2 separate regions of the Mus musculus genome follow, and region 2 is linked to region 1. Evidence: chromatin contacts called from ENCODE Hi-C data. All regions are on one chromosome and are shown on one strand. The core of a region is the stretch at or near the end of the contact, and the rest is flanking DNA. Distances in the headings are between cores, read along the strand shown.

What was found. A loop is a pair of places that touch in the nucleus more often than their neighbours do.
Region 2: a map of T-helper 17 cell shows a loop between it and region 1 (108-fold over the local background). The contact joins the promoter of Ndufb4c here to the enhancer-like site in region 1. A Hi-C loop is called at or near these places in 4 of 37 maps with a recorded cell type or tissue (T-helper 1 cell, T-helper 17 cell and regulatory T cell).

The regions. Positions count from the first base shown.
Region 1 is chr15:25,032,213-25,038,559 of GRCm38, reverse strand. No RefSeq gene overlaps it. Among named protein-coding and RNA genes, the nearest start is that of Gm2824, 12 kb to the right of the region's middle. Within about 2 kb of position 3,132, at least 1 of the 3 ENCODE cell types and tissues checked has a DNase peak (open chromatin) inside an H3K27ac peak, as active enhancers do.
Region 2 is chr15:73,807,067-73,813,413 of GRCm38, reverse strand. Ndufb4c (NADH:ubiquinone oxidoreductase subunit B4C) reads left to right here and starts at 3,481. Exons shown (of 1, transcript NM_001362047.1): 1 at 3,481-3,965. The coding sequence starts at 3,518. The coding sequence ends at 3,907. The region is part of intron 2 of Mroh5 (maestro heat-like repeat family member 5); the gene reads left to right.

The DNA.
Region 1 (6,347 bases), core at 1,883-4,382:
TGATCAGCATAAAATCCTGAAGAAGGGAGGATCTAATTGCTACCTTAATGTATTTTGAAATATTAGGAGGTCAAAGATTAAAGACAAGGACATAATTCAGAACAGAGAACTTAATAAGCTTGCTAATGTACCTCAAATGAGCACAAGAAGAATGGGATGTGTTTTGAAAATATTGATGAGCTTCTGCTGAGGGGACTTGTATGCCTGTAGTGCCATTTTCATGATCCAGAGCCTCTGCTTAATGGTAGAAGAATCCCACATTGCTTATGCAATGAACACTGCATTCGTGATATCTTACAGATTTTCATTGTCTGGTGAGATACCTCAGACTTCATTAACTCACTCAATTATTCATACATTTATGTTCTTTTAGACATAATCACTTTAGTGATTCAAGCAGCACAAATAACTGGAAACAATTACAAACCCTGAGAATAAGAAAGTAATAAATTAAAAATGAAAAAAATAGTAGCGACATTATTTAAATATATCAGGCCTGTATCATAAGAAAGTATTACATGAGGGCATGAATTGACTTATTTCTTATAGTTGCCAAATTACAAATAAGAATGATTAAAGTGAAGTCAAAGTTTAAAAGTGATGACTGGCATCCTTAAAAATGGTTTAATTTTCTTTTACTAGAAATAATATGTTAACTAATGCTCATAGTATATTTAAATTCACAATTACAAATAATATCAATAATTGAAACTGATAGGTATAGTTCCAGTTGCCAACTTCTTCATGTCTTCAGTCACCTTGGGAACAGGAGATTATTTTGATTGGTTTAAGCAAAGTGTAACATCAGAACATGTGCTCACTAGGAGTAGTGCCATTCCTCTGGCTTGGATCCTGGACAGTATAAAACAGAGCACTAAGTAATCACAGCTTCTTGTTTCCTGACTGTGAATGTAATGGGATCACCTCCCTTGAATTCCCTCTGTTGTGTTATTTTCTGTGACCTGTGCACTTGAACTGAGAGCCAAAATAAACCGTTTCTCTCTTCAGTCGCTTTGCCTGTGTGCTTTATGTTAAAAAGAGGAAAAGTAGTTAAGAAAAAACTTAAGCGATCTGAGTCAATATTGGTGAAAACTCAGGATTATATTGTGTTGGTGAGATGGTTACTCTAAGTAGAAACAAAATAGTCTGCACAAGCCTGTAATGGACTTTTAAAGAGAAGTATTTTGGATTCTAGAGCAAGGACATACTTAGCCATTCTCCTGATTTGAGCTTTTTACTTCTGTGTCCTGGTTGTCACACCAACTTTAGAGGGAAATACTTTCTCAGTTATTTATGAAGTCAGGAGGTGATAGTGAAAGACCCACAACATGAGGACTCCCCCACGTTCTGACTCAGGAGAGGTGACCCCCCAAAATCACCCACAAGAAACGGGTCTTGCTGCAAATTGCAAGAGGATTTTTATTCAAGAGCGCTCTCGGGCCCACGGTCATACACCATGCAGGGGTAGAGGACCGTGGCGCCCCGAGTAGCTGAGGGGGTATATAAAGGAAAAAAACACAACTCAAGGAGGTGGGAAGGGCGTTGTTGGAAAATACCAAAAATACCAGTTAAGAGTCACAAGGAAGTACAAAGTCACAGGTGTCACAAGGAATACCTGGTAATTGTTAACTCTCAAGACAGTTTCTAAGAGCCCCTAACAATAGCACATTTGCACTGCAGGTTCTGGTAATGGTCAGGGTGACTTTCTTTGAATTAACACTCTTTGAACACAGGAAGCGGGTAGGTGGAGGAATGTCACTATCTGTTTTATGATTAGCATACCTTGGAGCACTGAGTTTACTATTCTTTCAGTAGCCAAGAGAATTCTTCTATGTAGCAAGGGATGAGACCCAGAAAGCTATTTATACTTGCTTTCTCTGCATACGGTGGTTATAGCAAGGGCAGGACCTTTCCCTTCCCCTTTCTATAGATTGTTGTTTATTACATCAGTAACTGTACACAGAGGTATCATCCTTTAACATGTTCCTAGAAGGAACATCTCAGGAGTCATGCCAATTACACTTTAAACATCTTTCTGCATTAAGGATCAGGATATGAGGCAACTGTTCAGGTCCTTTTCATTTTTCTTTGCTTTGCTAGCTTTGGTGATACGTTCCTACATCCAGAGATGAGTGTGGGTGAAGTGTGAGGAGAGCGGGAGAGCAGCAGAATCACTTAGTCCCAGAAAAAGCATCCGCAGAGTTAAGACAGAGATCTGAAATATATTCATTGAAGTTTATTGCCAATTAAAGGAACTCTGAAGCTTACTTTCAGGGACATTGAAATCTGAATTCATCTAATGATTCCAGAATTGATTTCTCAATCTCAATGAGTGTCTTTATCACTCCATCCTCATCTCTGCTTTGTTTCCAAGGTTCACACTTTGTAGACTGTCCTGTTAGACTTCTCCCCTCTTCCTTCCTTCCTTCCTTCCTTCCTTCCTTCCTTCCTTCCTTCCTTCCTTCCTTCCTTCCTTCCTTCCTTCCTCCCTCCCTCCCTCCCTCCCTCCCTCCCTTCCCTCCCTCCCCCTCTCTTCTTTCTTTCTTTCTTTCTTTCTTTCTTTCTTTCTTTCTTTCTTTCTTTCTTTCTTTTTCTCTCTTTCTCCTTTCTGCTTTTCTCTCTACCTTTCTTTTTGTCTGTCTTTTTCTCCTTTCTTTTTGTGATGTCTAAACACATACACACACACACACATACACACACACACATAGTATGTATGGATATATATGTATATATAATACTATACATCATATTCTTACCCATAGTCAGTTGCTTAAAGAAGACAAACAAAATGACAATACCATATGACATGTAGGCGTGAATATATATACATACATATACATACATATATATTTAGTATACTGCTAAATGAAGGCCATAGGTAATGAATGGCTTCTGAGAGAGGGAGATTCAGCTTTCTTCAGGGACAAGCCCTCCCAATCCTTACAAGTTATTTAATCTCAAGTTGTCAGCCCTAAACAAAAAGACATATGATTCACACTAAGTGGAGTTCACACTAAATGGACTTGGCAGACTGCATTTATGTATAAATGTGTACATGTGTATGTGGACAGCCTTTTTGGGGTGCTGCTTGGCAGGAATCAGACATTGGCCAAGGACAAGGAAATGGACTTCGGGAAGAAATCTGACATTGACCATGACAGGGATGTAAGTTCAGGCAGGAATCTAGCATTAGGGCATGAGAAGGAAGTAAGTTTCGGCAAGAATCTAACTTTAGACTATATAATAGGGAAGTAGGGTGGCAGGAGTTTTAATCTTAGGGTGCAACAAAAGAAGTAGGCTTCAAGCAAGATTTTAGGCTTGGTTTGGGAGGTGGACTTAAGTATTTTGATCATTATGACAAGCCCTTTTTCACAACTGTCATGGCAGTAATCCTGGACTTTTCTCACTGCCTTGTTAGTTCCTTATTGTACTGCTCGCCCTTAGTACTTGCATGTAATTAAAATGGTATAAAAAGCAGATTGGGAAAATTAAATTTGCCTTCAGTCTGAGAATTAACTGGAGTCATGGTACAATGTTGTCTGTCTTTTTTCTTTTAAATCCTCACTCCTGTGCTGAAGAACCTCTTGACTGACTGAGTGGGCTTGGTCATGTGTAATAATAATAATAATAATAATAATAATAATAATAATAATAATAATAATAAAAGAAGAGGCTCTGAATTTGAGAGAGAGAGAGAGTGGGAAGGAACATAGAAGTGTTTGGGGGTGAGAGGGAGGAGTATAAATGATGTACAAAGTTCCAAAACAACTGATTAATAAAATATAAAATGAAATCACTAATATTTTATTTGATTTGTTTTTTCTTGAGAATTTCATACATGAATAGTATGTATTTCGATAAGATCCACCCTCTACTCCCACTTTCCCAACTCCTCCTATAAACTGCACATCACTTTCCCTTAGCTCCCCTAGTGATGATACTAGTGATACTAGTGATACAAGTATGTACATGGGTCTTAGATCACCTATTGGAGCACAGCTATTCTCTCAAGGTTGCAACCCTGGAGAAAACCAACTCTCCCTCTCCAAGCAGCAATAAGTTGAAAATAGATCCCCAGTTAAGGTCTTTTTCTTTTGAGAAAGCATCCTCCCCAGAGAATTATTTATTTTGACTCTGAAATTTAAATACCAAATCATTGAATTAATTCCTTCCTTCCTTATATCTACTTCTTCAAATCCACTATTCATGCCTGCAACTTCACTTTTTTGTCTGCATTCTATTTTCTTACCTTAAATACCTTTCCCTCCATACTCTTCTCTCTCACAGAATCCAGCCTGTGACTTGTTTTCTATAGTAAGCGAGGATGTCATTTTAGGTTTGCTATGCTTTTTCTGAAAATATTTATTTTGAGGTGACAAGAAAAAAATAAAGCAATTCATGGTAACAATAATTGTATAACTCCTGTTCATCATTGATTCAAAAATGATACTACATTAAATAGGCCAACCAAATACTTGTGTTTTTAGGTAGTCATACAACCAACCTGGAAATGTATACCCTCATGGAAGTCTGCCCTTGTATTTGCTTGTATTTGCATTCCTTCTAAATTGGTAAACAATGAAGATTTTCTACAAAAGGTGAGTGAAAAGGAAATTATACAGGCTACACAGCAATGTAAGTCATTTATTGTCAAGACATACAAAAAGAGAGATAAATTTTAAGTGAGTTCCAGTAATTATGAGACATCATCCTTAGATGGGTAGCTACTGTGTGGTTCCATTTATGGAAAATTCTGAAAAAGAAGAAAAAACAAAACCAGTGGAAAGAGAGGGCAGACAATATTTACCAGGATAGAAGTGGTAGCAAGATCAAAAGGAAAAGCACAGATTATTATTTTTCAATATCCTCTTATTGATTATTTGAGAACTTCACACAATGCACACCATTATACTCACTTCCCATTTCTCCTAGGTTCATCCTCCCAGCCTTGTGCCTTCTCCTCCCCTCCAAAATTAAGAAAAAACAAAATACAACCATAATCCGTATTGCTTATATAGTCACTGAACTCCCAGGGGCCAGCCCTTTAAGATAACTGAGTTCTTTTCCATTTCTCTGCCAGAAACCACCAACTGTGAAAGGCATCGTTATCACATTTTTAAAAGGCCTCTCTTCAATGGCTTTCTGTCTAGACCATTTCCTTTGTGGCAGAAGTTTTCAGTGTCTCTCATTTTCAACTATGAGTCTGGAGTCATCAATACCATTGCGACAGAAGCTCCCTTGCTCATAACAGAGAGTGGCAGTATAGATCATGGATCTATTCCACATGGTTTCCTGAGGCTACACAGACCACATAGGTCATTATGGTCTCCGGCTGTACTATGGAAGATGGATATCACCATGGTCCCGAGTGGCAGTATGGACCTCAGCTATCAACAAGGCCCTTGGCCACAGCATGGATCAGAGACATCAACATGGCTTATGGCTGGCAGCAGAGACCACAGACATCTATGTGGTCCCTTGTGACAGCCCTGATCATAGACACCAACATAGTCTCAGGTGGCAACAGGGATTTGTGGGCTTTAACATGGCCCCAGCACAGATTATTTTTAAGACCACACAACTCTTGTGCAGAAAGTAGTCTTGAAGAGTTCATTTCTTTTCGCTGTCAAATCTCAGAGAACTTTACAGTACAAGGAGTTACTGTAGTGAAAAATTGCTTCATCTAAAATCATCTGTCAGAGCTTAACACGAGGATGGGCAGAAGACTGCAAAAGGGTGTAATTCACAGCGAGGAGATGACGTCTCGGAATAGCATTTAGGTATTTCTACTCTTCTAAAGAGGAACAGAATCATTGCTCACAATTTTACTATTAGAACAGGAAGGAGAGAAGTGATTGTTTAAAGAAAGAAGTGCACGATCATGACGTGGAAATAACACTCAGAAGTAGAAATAACACTCATATAGAGTCTAAAGATGCTTGCCTAGAAAGTTCTCTATCAATTCTTTCATATCATGCTCCTTCCACTGGAGTCTCTGCTATACAATATGGCCCATTTGCTGTACAGATATTTTCCTTTTGTTCATTGTGCTAATGTTCTCCATATGCATGATCAAACTTCACACATCCCCACTTATTTTTGCCTCCACTGGCATGATCTCCATTTGCATGCCATATGTAACTATGCTTACATCATGTCTAAGTCCAATTTAAAGCTTGAAATATATCCTTCCCTGCAGTTTGTAATTTTATACCTTTGGAACTTTATAAAAATTTTCTCCATCAAAAGATGACTAATGCCGGGCAGTGGTGGCACATGCCTTTAATCCCAGCACTTGGGAGGCAGAGGCAGATGGATTTCTGAGTTTGAGGCCAGCCTGGTCTACA
Region 2 (6,347 bases), core at 2,232-4,731, about 49 Mb before region 1:
ATTCTTCTCTAAAATCTCCTGAGCTGGGTTGTCTTCCATGTTCCTACTGTAGCCCTGTAAGCTCCACTTAACACGTTCCTCCACGTTTCCAGTCCCAAGTCCCCAAATCTTCCATATTCCTCCAGACAACAGCATGGTCAGGCCTGTCAATTGACTTTTGAAACCTCAAAGCTCATCTCCAACAAAACACCTCTTCCATCAAGGACACACCTCCTTTGACAAAGGCACACTTCTTTTTTGTTTGTTTGGTTTTTGGTTTTGGGGGTTTTATTTGTATACGTTTTATTTCTGGTTAATAACAGATATTTGCCTATTTACAAAGTGAACTAAAGTGTGATTTTGGTCTTTTTACTTCAGCACAATAGACAGAATGCAGATGTGTGTTTAAGATACTTATTAAGGCTGAAGAAATGGCCCAGTTGTAGAGAGCACTTGTTGTTCTTGCATAGGCCCTGAGTTTGGTTCGTAGCACCCACATGGTGGCTCACAACCGTCCCTAACTCCAGTTTCAAGGGAGATAATAGCTTGTCTGAACTCCACAGGTATCCAACACACGTGTGGTGTACATGTATACATGCAACCAACACACCCATACACAAAAATAAATAAATTAAAAATTAAAATAATTGCTAAAAAAAGCTTTAAGAAAGTACTCATTAAATGCAAGACTGATTAAAAGTCATTCATATTTTAATTTTAGAAGAAATCCCAAGAGTAGAATTATGAGTATGACAGGAGCTCTCCCTCCAGAAGGCGTTCACATTGAGAAGCTGAGAGGCTAGGGCATCTGTTGAGCTGTTGGAGTGGAAGTGGAGTAGCTTATGTAGTTGGCCTCTGTGGGCAGGCTGCTGTCACAGCACTGCTTCCTCTTTTTTCTTAAGACTTCCATTCTGTGCACGTAGGTACATGGACACCAGTGCAGGAGCCCCCAGGGGTCCAGGTTAATTGAGACTGCTGGTCCTCCTCCAGGATCACCCTTCTCCTCATCTTCTTTCAGCCTTTTCCTAGTTCAATCACAGGGGTCAGCTGCTTCTGTCCATTGGTTGGGTGCAAGTATCTGTATCTGACTCTTTCAGCTGCTTGTTAGGTCCCTTTTTGTGATCCCTTCACAGCCTCAGTAATAGTGTCAGGCCTTGGGACCTCCCCTTGAGTTGGATCCCAATTTGGTCCTGTTGCTGGACCTTCTTTTCCTCAGGCTCCTCTCCATTTCCATCCCTGTAATTCAACAGGTCCAGGAGAGAGGTCCCTGTCCCGCTGGGGTCTCTCTGGAGCTGAGTGGGATGGCGAGTATCAACGGCTCAAAAGAAGCACACCAAGCTGGGAGTATTGTTGAAGCAGGAACTCCCAAAGGCACACTTCTAATCCTTCCCAACTGTCTTAGTCAGGGTTTCTATTCCTGCACAAACATAGAAACAAGCTGGGGAGGAAAGAATTTATTCAGCTTATATTTCCACATTGCTGTTCAACACCAAAGGAAGTCAGGACTGGAACTCAAGCAGGTCAGGAAGCAGGAGCTGATGCAGAGGCCATGGAAGGATGTTACTTACTGGCTTGCTTCCCCTGGCTTGCTCAGCTTGCTTTCTTATAGAACCCAAGACTGCCAGTCTAGGGATAGCATCACCCACAATGGGCCCTTCACCCTTGATCACTAATTGAGAAAATGTCTTACAGCTGGATCTCTTGGAGGCATTTCCTCAAGGGAGGCTTTGCCTGGGATAACTCCTTGTAACAAGTTGACACACAAAACCAGCCAGTACACCAACAGTCCACTAACTGGGAACCAAGCATTCAAATATATAAAAATATGAAGGCCATTCTCATTCAAACCACCACAATGATATTAATGTGTTCTTGAATTTGGTCTGATAGTATTTTTTTCTTTTTTTATTAAACTAATAAAATTGATTTTAAATATAGAACTCAGTATTGACATTTTTAAGTCATCAAAATAATTTATAATAGTTAAATGCCTCTTAAATATACATGATATCTTCTGAAGCTAAAAATAATATGCACTCAAGCAGTTTTTAAAATCTATATGGAACAGTAAACATGATAGAAGTAGAAAAAAATCTCTTCTGAAGTCCTCTATGAGAGGAAATTGTGACAAGTTACTGATTAGACATAAACCGTTCCATCTCCAAGGGAGAATTCTCAGTGTAACTGTGGCTTCATAGAATGAATTGGGTAGTGTTCCTCTGTTTCTAGTTTGTGGAATCATTTGAAGAGTATTGGTATTAGGTCTTCTTTGAAGGTCTGATAGAATTCTGCACTAAACATATCTGGTCCTGGACTTTTTTTGGTTGGGAGACTTTTAATGACTGCTCCTATTTCTTTAGGGATTATGGGACTGTTTAGATGGTTTATCTGATCCTGATTTAACTTTGGTATTTGCTATCTGTCTAGAAAATTGTCCATTTCATCCAGATTTTCAAGTTGTATTGAGTATAGGCTTTTGTAGTAGGATCTGATGACTTTTTGAATTTCCTCAGTTTCTGTTGTTATCTATTTTTTCATTTTTGATTTTGTTAATTTGGATACTGTCCCTGTACCCTCTGGTTAGTCTGGCTAAGGGTTCATCTATGTTGTTGATTTTCTCAAAGAACCAGATCCTGGTATGGTTGATTCTTTGTATAGTTCTTTTTGTTTCTACTTGGTTGATTTCAGCCCTGAGTTTGATTATTTCCTGCCGTCTATTCCTCTTGGGTGTATTTGGTTCTTTTTGTTCTAGAGCTTTCAGGTGTGCTGTCAAGATGCTAGTGTATGCTCTCTCTGGTTTCTTTGTGGAGGCACACAGAGCTGAGTTTTCCTCTTAGCACTGCTTTCATTGTGTCCCATAAGTTTGGGTATGTTGTGCCTTTGTTTTCGTTAAATTCTAAAAAGTCTTTAATTTCTTTATTTCTTCCTTGACCAAGTTATCATTAAGTAGAGCGTTGTTCAGCTTCCATGTGTATGTGGGCTTTCTGTTGTTTTTGTTACTGTTGAAGACCAGCCTTAGTCTCTGGTGATCTGATAGGATGAATGGGATTATTTCAATCTTCTTGTATCTGTTGAGGCCTGTTTTGTGACCAAATATATGGTCAGTTTTGGAGTAATTACCATGAGGTGCTGAGAAGAAAGTATATTCTTTTGTTTTAAAATGAAATCTTCTATAGATATCTGTTAAATCCATTTGATCCATAACTTCTGTTAGTTTCAATGTGTCTCTGTTCAGTTTGTGTTACCATGATCTGTCCATTGCTGAGAGTGGGGTGTTGAAGTCTCCCACTATTGTTGTGTGAGGTGCAATGTGTGCTTTGAGCTTTAGTAAAGTTTCTTTTATGAATGTGGGTGCCCTTGCATTTGGAACATAGATGTTCAGAATTGAGAGTTCTTCTTGGTAGATTTTTTCCTTTGATGAGTATGAAGTGTCCTTCCTTAACCTTTTTGACAACTTTTGATTGAAAGTTGATTTTATTCATATTAGAATGGCTACTTCAGATATCCGCGCAGGCGCAGATGTGCGCCGGGAGTCAAGATGTCGGGTTCCAAGTATAAGCCTGCGCCCCTGGCCACTCTCCCCAGTACCCTCGACCCTGCCGAGTATGACGTGTCTCCGGAGACCAGAAGGGCGCAGGTCGAGCGCTTGAGCATAAGGGCCCGGCTTAAACGGGAGTATCTGCTTCAGTACAACGACCCCAAACGCGTGTCGCACATCGAGGATCCTGCCTTGATTCGCTGGACCTATGCAAGATCAGCAAATATTTATCCTAATTTCAGGCCCACTCCCAAGAACTCACTTTTAGGAGCTGTGGCAGGGTTTGGGCCCCTCATCTTCTGGTATTATGTTTTCAAAACAGACAGGGACAGAAAGGAAAGACTTATCCAGGAAGGAAAACTGGACAGAAAATTTAACATCTCCTACTAAGTTTGGCAAGAATGACTATTCTTGCATAAATAAATCTCCTATTAATTAAAAAAAAAAAAAAAGAATGGCTACTTCAGCTTGTTTCTTGGGACTATTTGCTTGGAAAATTGTTTCTAGCCCTTTACTCTGAGGTAGTGTCTGTCTTTAACACTGAGGTACATTTCCTGTATGCAGCAAAATGCTGGTTCCTTTTTATGTATCCAGTCTGTTATTGTATGTCTTTTTATTGGGGAATTAAATCCATTGATGTTAAGAGGTATTGAGGAATAGGGATTGTTGCTTCGTGTTATTTTTGATGTTATTTTTACGTTTGTGTAGCTATCTTCTTTTGAATTTGTTGGAAAAAGATTACTTTCTTGCTTTTTGAAGGGTATAGTTTCCCTCCTTGTGTTGGAGTTTTCCATCTATTATCCTTTGTAGGGCAGGATTTGTGGACAGATATTGTGTGAATTTGTTTTTGTCATAGAATATCTTGGTTTCCCCATCTATGGTAATTGAGAGTTTTGCTGGGTATAGTAGTCTGGGTTGGCATTTTGTTCTCTTAGGGTCTGTATAACATTTGCTCAGGATCTTCTGACTTTCATAGTCTCTGGTGAGAAGTCTGGTATAATTCTGATAGGTCTGCCCTTATATGTTACTTGACCTTTTTCCCTTACTGCTTTTAATATTCTTTCTTTGTTTTGTGTATTTGATGTTTTGACTATTATGTGACAGTAGGAATTTCTTTTTTGGTTCAATCTATTTGGAGTTCTGTAGGCCTCTTGTATGCTCATGGGCATCCCTTTTTTAGGTTAGGGAAGTTTTCTCCTATAATTTTGTTGAAGATATTTACTGGCCCTTTAAGTTGGGACTCTTCATTCTCTTCTAAATCTATTGTCCTTAGGTTTGATCTTCTCATTGTGTCATGGATTTCCTGGGTGTTTTGTGTTAGGAGCTTTTTGCATTTTGCATTTTCTTTGACTGTTGTATCAATGTTTTCTATGGTATCTTCTGCCCCTGAGATTCTCTCTTCTATCTCTTGTATTCTGTTTATGATGCTTGCATCTATGACTCCTGATCTCTTTCCTAGGTTTTCTATCTCCATGGTTGTCTCCCTATGTGATTTCTTTATTGTTTCTATTTCCATTTTTAGATCCTGAAAAGTTTTGTTCAATTCCTTCACCTGCTTTGTTGTGTTTTCCTGTAATTGTTTAAAGGGATTTTTGTGTTTTCTCTTTAAGGGCTTTGAGCTGTTTACCTGTGTTCTCTTGTATTTCTTTAAGGGAGTTATTTATGTCCTTCTTAAAGTCCTCTATCATCATCATGAGATGTGATTTTAAATCAGAGTCTTGCTTTTCTGGTGTGATGTGGTATCCAGGGCTCACTGTGCTGGGGGAACTGGGTTCTGATGATGCCAAGTAGCCTTGGTTTCTGTTGCTTATTTTCTTGCCCTTGCCTCTCGCCATCTGGTTATCTCTGGTGTTAGCTGGTCTTGCTGTCTCTTACTGTGGTTTGTCCCTCCTGCAAGCCTGTGTGTCAGTACTCCTGGGAGACCAGTTCTCTCTGGGAGCAATTTGGGTATGGAGAGCTTCAGCACAGGGCCAGCTCTGAGGAGCAGGTGGAAACAGGACAGATCCTGTCTCCAGCTATTCCTTGGTTCCTGTGTCCCAATGGCTCTGGGCTGGTCCCTCTTGGGCCAGGAATTTGAGCAGAAGTGGTGGTCTTACCTGTGCTCACAGGCTTGTCCACACTCCTGGGAGACCAGTTCTCTTCCAATGGTATTTGGGTATGGAGCACTGTGACACAGACAATCTGATAGTATTTTACTGAAAGTTTTTCTCTCTGCCTCTTGCCTCTCTGTCTCTGTCGCTGTCTCTGTCTCTGTCTCTGTCTCTCTCTCTCTCTCTCTCTGTGTGTGTGTGTGTGTGTGTGTGTGTGTGTGTGTGTGTGTGTGTGTGTGTTCATGCTTTTATATGACATAGGTATTGTTTTAAGTGTCAAGTGCCCCTCACAGGTTCATGTGTTTGAACACTTGTAACCTGGTGGGGCTTTGTTAAAGAAAGGGGGCACTGGAAAGCAGACCTTGAAAATTAGAGACTTGACTTACACTATCTCAAGTTCTCTCTGCTTTCTAACACATCAAGATGTTAAGAATCCACCCACAAGATCTGTCATGAAGACTATCCCCTCTCAAACTGAACCTGAGCTAAGCTTCCACTGAGTTCTCTTTGTCAGATTCTGTGTCACAACAGTGTGAAAGATAACCAACTTGGACATCAGGATAATACTGGCTTTGTAGAATGAGGATAGAATTCTCCCTCTCCATGGAATGGGACAATTTGAGAAGTCCTGGTGTTAATCCTTTAAAGGCCCACTGAGATCTGGGATTCCTTTGTTAGGTTGTCTGTCTGTACTGCTCATTCTACATCTGTCCGAGCTATTTCTGGCCTCTTGATTTAAT